Regions from separate parts of the Homo sapiens genome. Here region 2 is linked to region 1. A link is a loop called in an ENCODE intact Hi-C map of the cell type or tissue named here. Cell type or tissue: A673. All regions are shown on one strand. Each heading gives the region's core, and the rest is flanking DNA. Links, peaks and the distances in the headings are about the cores only.

Evidence for each region. Hi-C counts contacts between places; a loop is a spot of excess contacts. Peaks named below come from ENCODE experiments on the same cell type or tissue, not always from the same donor. Only the 100,000 strongest peaks of a DNase experiment are listed, where the experiment ranks them.
Region 2: it touches region 1 in a loop (3-fold over the local background); 7 of 110 quality-filtered maps call a loop at or near these places.

Annotation. Positions count from the first base shown.
Region 1 is chr15:56,489,762-56,492,682 of GRCh38, forward strand. LOC105370832 (a long non-coding RNA gene) reads right to left here. Exons shown (of 4, transcript XR_007064652.1): 4 at 2,387-2,739. Among named protein-coding and RNA genes, the nearest start is that of MNS1, 26 kb to the left of the region's middle. RefSeq lists an enhancer at 1,430-1,724. In A673, for the core only: a CTCF peak has its summit at 1,551 (motif pointing right); a DNase peak (open chromatin) is centred at 1,560.
Region 2 is chr15:56,891,738-56,894,658 of GRCh38, forward strand. The region is part of intron 2 of TCF12-DT (TCF12 divergent transcript); the gene reads right to left. Among named protein-coding and RNA genes, the nearest start is that of LINC03065, 6.1 kb to the left of the region's middle. RefSeq lists an enhancer at 114-673. In A673, for the core only: no CTCF peak of the experiment used is centred there; a DNase peak (open chromatin) is centred at 1,544; H3K27ac peaks cover 841 bases.

The sequences.
Region 1 (2,921 bases), core at 170-2,669:
CACCAGAATCTCCTATATTAATCTCTCTATAAATGATAAATGGACAGCTGGATGGAGAATCCATTTTTTTAAAAGGAGCCAAATACATATTCAAGAAGCTGGAATTTTTACAATTTCTTCCTCCAGTCCCGCTTCCTGCTCAACAGAATACAAGCTTCTTCATTGCCATTCAAGACCTTCTGTAGGCCAGGCATGGTGGTTCACACCCATAATCTCAGTACTTTGAGAGGCCAAGGTGGGAGGATCGCTTGAGCCCAAGAGTTTGAGACCTGCCTGGACAACACAGTGAGACCTTGTCTCTACAATAAAATAAAATAAAAACTAGCTGGGCATTGTGGCATGCTCCTGTGGTCCCAGCTACTCGGGAGGCTGAGGTTGGAGGATTGCTTGAGCCCAGGAGTCAAGACTCCAGTGACCCACGATCATGGTACTGCACTCCAGCCTGGGTGACACAGCAAGACCCTGTCTCTTAAGAAACTAAAGTAAATGAGAAGCTGAGGCGGGAGAATTGCTTGAGCCCAGGAGTTTGAGAACAGCCTGGGCAACATGGTGACACTTCATCTCTGCAACAAATACAAAAATTAGCCTGTCATGGTGGTGTGCACCTGTAGTCCCAGCTACTCAGGAGGCTGAGGTGGAAGGGTCACCTGAGCCCAGGGAGTTTGAGGCTGCAGTGAGCCATGATCACACCACTGCACTCCAGCCTGGGCAACAGAGTGAGATCTTCTCTTAAATAAAAATAAAATAAAAAGACCTTCTGTAGTTTGACCCTAAGGCACTCATGTCTTAGTTTCTGATATTCTCCCTTTACAGTACCCTCCCTGGATGTGCTTTCACACCACCACACTTTCCCCTTATTCCACATAATCAAATATTACACATCCTTCAAAGCCAAGGTCAAGGTCCACCTTCTCCATAACACCATGCTGAGTCCCTCAGCTGACTCATTACCTCCCTCACCTGAGATCCCTCAGGCTTTACTTTTACCTTCCTTAGGGGTTTCTATCTTTGATGATTGGTGCACCTGTCCTTTTTTTCATGCCTCATTGAAAGGTCCATGAGATTTGGGCTTATCTCCTGAATGTCTCCGTCTCCTCCATGGTACCCAGCATAGTGACTTGGAAGTTTCACTTGACAGACACTCGTGGAATGAACAGAGCAGTGATTCTCGGATCTGTTTCTTATTTTGTGAAAGGAGAAGCTTTCTTAACATACAAACATTTCTACTAACTCTAATATTATAATTCCTAAATTTAAAGTATTAGCTAGTATTGTATGCCTGATACTGTGTTTCCCATTTCGAAGACACAATTGTGACTTTTTGGGGGGAAAGAAAATACACAAGAAACAATTCACTTATAAACTGAATATAAAAAATGCTAGTTGTTAGCAACAGAAAATAACAAAGTTGCTCATACTGGGAGGACATACATGTAGTCAAGAGTCACCAGAGCATTAAAAGGAAGAGGTGCTAGCTGAGCTGAGCTTTGAAATCCCCATACAGTTCTTAAGTCCTGGGCATTTTAAGCCGGGAACGAAGGCTCAGTCAGGGCCACTAGAGGGAGCCAAGGCTTGCAATCTGCAGAACACGCTTTCTGGCTGAATTAGCCTTGGGTTCACAGATTCTAAAACATTTGCTTAGCAGATTGAAAAGGATCATCTTTATCACACATCTACAGGACCATTTCTAAAATGCAAGCTATGTTGAGTTTATTTTCAGTTTTTAGTAATGTTAAACCCCTTTGGAGAAGATAAATATTAAGAACTTAATGTCTGTGCATTTCATGCCATTTTCGCCAGTGAATATATCCTGAGACTTATTGGTGAGCTAATCTGAGATATTTAACAACCCCTGATGGGGTTTCTGGGGATGGAGGTAGAGAAGGACCAGGTGGGATCCTGTTCTATTCCCCTCCCACCTAATCAGACTGGCCGGGAGCTGGGCTGTCCTGGACCCACCAGTTTTCAGAGCTTGAGGTTCTCGCATCATCAGGCCGGGAGTCTAGAGGTTACTACCCACACTTTCAAATACTAAGCCTGTGGGACCAATTATGGCCACCCCCCTAGCCTTTTCAGTCAGTCCAACGCCACAGAAAGCCCTAAGCAAGTAGTGTTTAAAAGTACCTGGATGTTCTGGGGCAGCAGTGTGAGCAGTCTGGCCACCGTCACCAGACCTGGCCCTAGTGCTGGGTCTTGATGGACGGCTCAGGGTGAAGGAGCGAGGCTCCCATTCAAAGTCGGATGATAAGAGTGAGGAGTAGCTGGAAGGTGAGGGAGAGTAAATGGCTAATGTCCTGATTGATTGCCCTGCCTCAAAGAGGGTGACACTAGACAAGGTGAAATCACAAGAAATCACACATTTACTAAATGATTAGCATGGATCATATTTTCTTGCCATGTATATAAATGTTTATTTGTACTAAAATTTGGGACACAGAAACTTAAGAAATAAAAAAAGAATATTGCAACTACAAAGCCATTGTGAATTATCCTCAGTATCCCTGAGAAGAACCCTCACGCTATGAGGAGGACACTCCAGGGGACCCCGGCATGGAGGGGTCTCCCATACTACTTACTCCCAGTGCCACCAGATAGACCAGCTGCTGCAGAGCCTGCAACGTGAGAGTGGAGTACCTGAGAGGCCCCCTTTTCATCCAAAAGCCACTTGCAGAAAGCCTCTTAATGTGGCTGTCATCCAGCTTCCAGCTAAGCTGAGGGCAGGAGACTGAAGACTCATGTCTAGAAAGAAGAAAGAATAGCAAGTTGATTGGGCAGTCTTCTAAGTTGAGTTTGCAAAAAGCAGTGCATTATCCAGTACTCCTCTGTGCCTCCCATACTGCTGTCCTGGCACCCTCATGCTTTTCCTCTCCCTCTAAATCCTAAGGGAATAAGAAAAGGGAGATAAAAGCAAGCAAACAGAA
Region 2 (2,921 bases), core at 314-2,813, 400 kb after region 1:
TCACCATGTTGGCCAGGCTGGTCTTGAACTCCTGACCTCGGGTGATCCGCCTGCCTCGGCCTCCCAAAGTGCTAGGATTAGAGGCATGAGCCACTGTGCCTCGCCCAGTTTTCTTTAATTCTTAGTAAACTTCTAGTCTATTTGCATCTGGCCAATTCCATAGGGGGAGAATTCCAAAGCCAGAGGGTTTTTTTTAAGCTTCAGTCTTTGAATCTAGATTTTCATCTGAGCATTTTTGTCTTTTAGTAATAGGCCTTGGTATTCTAACTTAGAGGCCTCTATTTTGGTTTCTGCCTGATAACAATTTGAAACAATAGCCACTGGGTTTGCAAGGGGAGGGAGTGATGATGGTGTGTGAGCTGGTGGTGGAGGGAGTAGAGTGGAATAACTATTACCTTTCTCAGCAGGCAGGAATTGCTTGAAAGAGGCCTGAGTGTATTAAGACTTCTCCCTAGTGCCAATGTTATCCATTCTTGCCTTCATTAACATTAACATCCTCTTGGGGCTTTTTCAACCCTTTATGGCTCCAGATTATTGATGTTTCTGTCATCTTTTATTGCAGCCTATAAGCAAAAATGTTCACTTGTAACAAAGTGGTATCTTTTCCTCTCTGCCTTAGATAAATCAATCTTAGTCCTAAGTTTGAGCCTTTCTTAAAGGACATTACTAAAAACTAACAAGTAATAGTTGATATATTTTAGTATCCGACCTTTTAACAACAGGCCCTTTTACATTTTATCCTTGATAGGCACATGTTCTGAATCCCACTATACAACAGGTGCCAGTTTAACCTACTGCTTTGGTATCGAAGTCCCAGCCTGATACCAATGAGGCCTCATCTGAATCAGCTACTTCAACATTTCTGGATCTTTCTGTTACTAATCCCCATTCCTGGTATCAATTTATGAATTGTTAGAGCTATTTTAGTGAAAAACTAGTTATATATTTAGCTTAAGGCATAGTTTGATCCAAGGGCTTAAGCAATGTCATTAGAATTCTATTTCTTTTCATCTCTTGACTCTGTCTTGTGTGCTGGCTTCATTTTTAGGCTCCATGTGGTGGCTGCTGACAGCTCCAGTTTACATAATCCTTACTGTTAGCAATCTCAGTGGAAGAGTGCATGCTTCCTTCCCACAGGTGCCAGCAATAGTCTTCTTACATTTCACTGGCTCTGATTGGGATATGTGGCTAGAGGAATCCAGTAGCTCAGGTCTGATTCATGTCATTAATGTTTTTGAAAATGAAGTTCACTCCACCCAAAAGACATTGACTGAAGTAACAGAAGAGGAAAATCAGGGGATGGTTACCAGAAGAAGGGTGAATGTTAGTAAGAGGCAAACAAACGGAGTATCTCATTAGATGACAATGTGTAGTGTTTCCTAATTGCTTCACATGTGTTGGTTTTATCTCCTTCACTGGGCTGACTGTAAGTGTCTCAAGAGCAAGATCATGTATTATATGTCTTAACAGTGCCACCTCAGCAGGCGGTCCTTAGATACTGGCTGATTTATGGCCTCTTCTTTTATTACTAAAGATGGCACACTCTAAGAAGGTAACAAGAGCTTAATAAAGGGATAATTTATAGAGGGATGGGAATGGTTAAGGGAACCAACAAGGAATGGTAAAGTACTTAAGGACTGGCAACAATGGGAGACCTTAAGCTTGAAGGAACAGGGGAGGGGAGCTATTAGTGGAACCCTGTAAGAGCTGTAGCTTGGAAAGGGATGCCTGACAAAGGCTGTTACTATAAATAAAGAAATACAGTCACTGCCAAAATGTGGCCCAGCAAAGGACCGGGGAATAAACACTTGTCCTCTTTTCCTCCCATCCTCCAAACTTCTGTTGGTACCTCCCATTGACCAAACCAGAAACCAGAGGGCTTGTGTGGCACAGTCTGTAGAGTTCAGCTGCCAGTAAAAAGCAAGACAAATAGGGTAAAAAATGGATCTGTAGGTGCAAATGGAAAATTGCCAGGACACCCCTCTTATATTCCTTGAGCAACCCTAAGTACAAGCAATTCCTATTCTGTAAGTATTAACCATATAGACTGGATTTATCTGGAAAATATAACTTTACCCTTTTCAACAGACTTGTTAAATATATAGCCAATGTGGTTTGATTTTAATAGCATTTTAAGACTTTAACATTCATGAATTCATAAAAAGTCTTTTGTTAGCCCATGTAGTTGAAAAGGTGTCGTCATTGTATTGATATGGAACTCCTCAAGAATATTGTACCTGGCAATCCATCAGAAAGTCCTGGCACAGCACTCGTCAGAGTGACAAATTTGATAAATATTTGATGATTTGAAGAATGATTAAATGAATAAATTAAAGCATTTCAAGCCAGAAGACTGTAAGTGGAAAACTAGATGGGTTTTCCTTGTTAGAGGTTGATAATAACTATACAACATCTACCAATCCTGTCCCGTAAAGCCTGACCATCAGCTTCCTAGCTGTTGATCAAGATCTTATCTCTTACAGAAAATAGAACCAAATAAATTTTGTCAATCTTCAGAAGTTTCATAATTAATTGTCATGCTAATAAATTCACTATAAAGTCAATTTCAGTTAAGGGACTATTATATTTCCTATCTAAAACTCGGTTTCCTCATGGAATTGTCACTCAGATGTAAGAAAAATAAATATACTTGCTTCGATATGTAAACTAGGACTATAAGTGCCAGTCCAAACTTTCTCTAAAAGATTTTATAGTTAAGCCCAAAATCTATACCGCTGTTCTTTCACAATCCTGTGTATATAGGACTTAAAGTCCTATACTTAAAGTCCTGTGTATGTAAGACTTAAGTTTACAAAATACTTTCTTATGTGGCACCATTCATTTATTCAAACAAAAAATACTACTGAGCACATGCTATGTGCCACACGTAATCCCTGCCCTCAAAGAACTTACAATAGAAT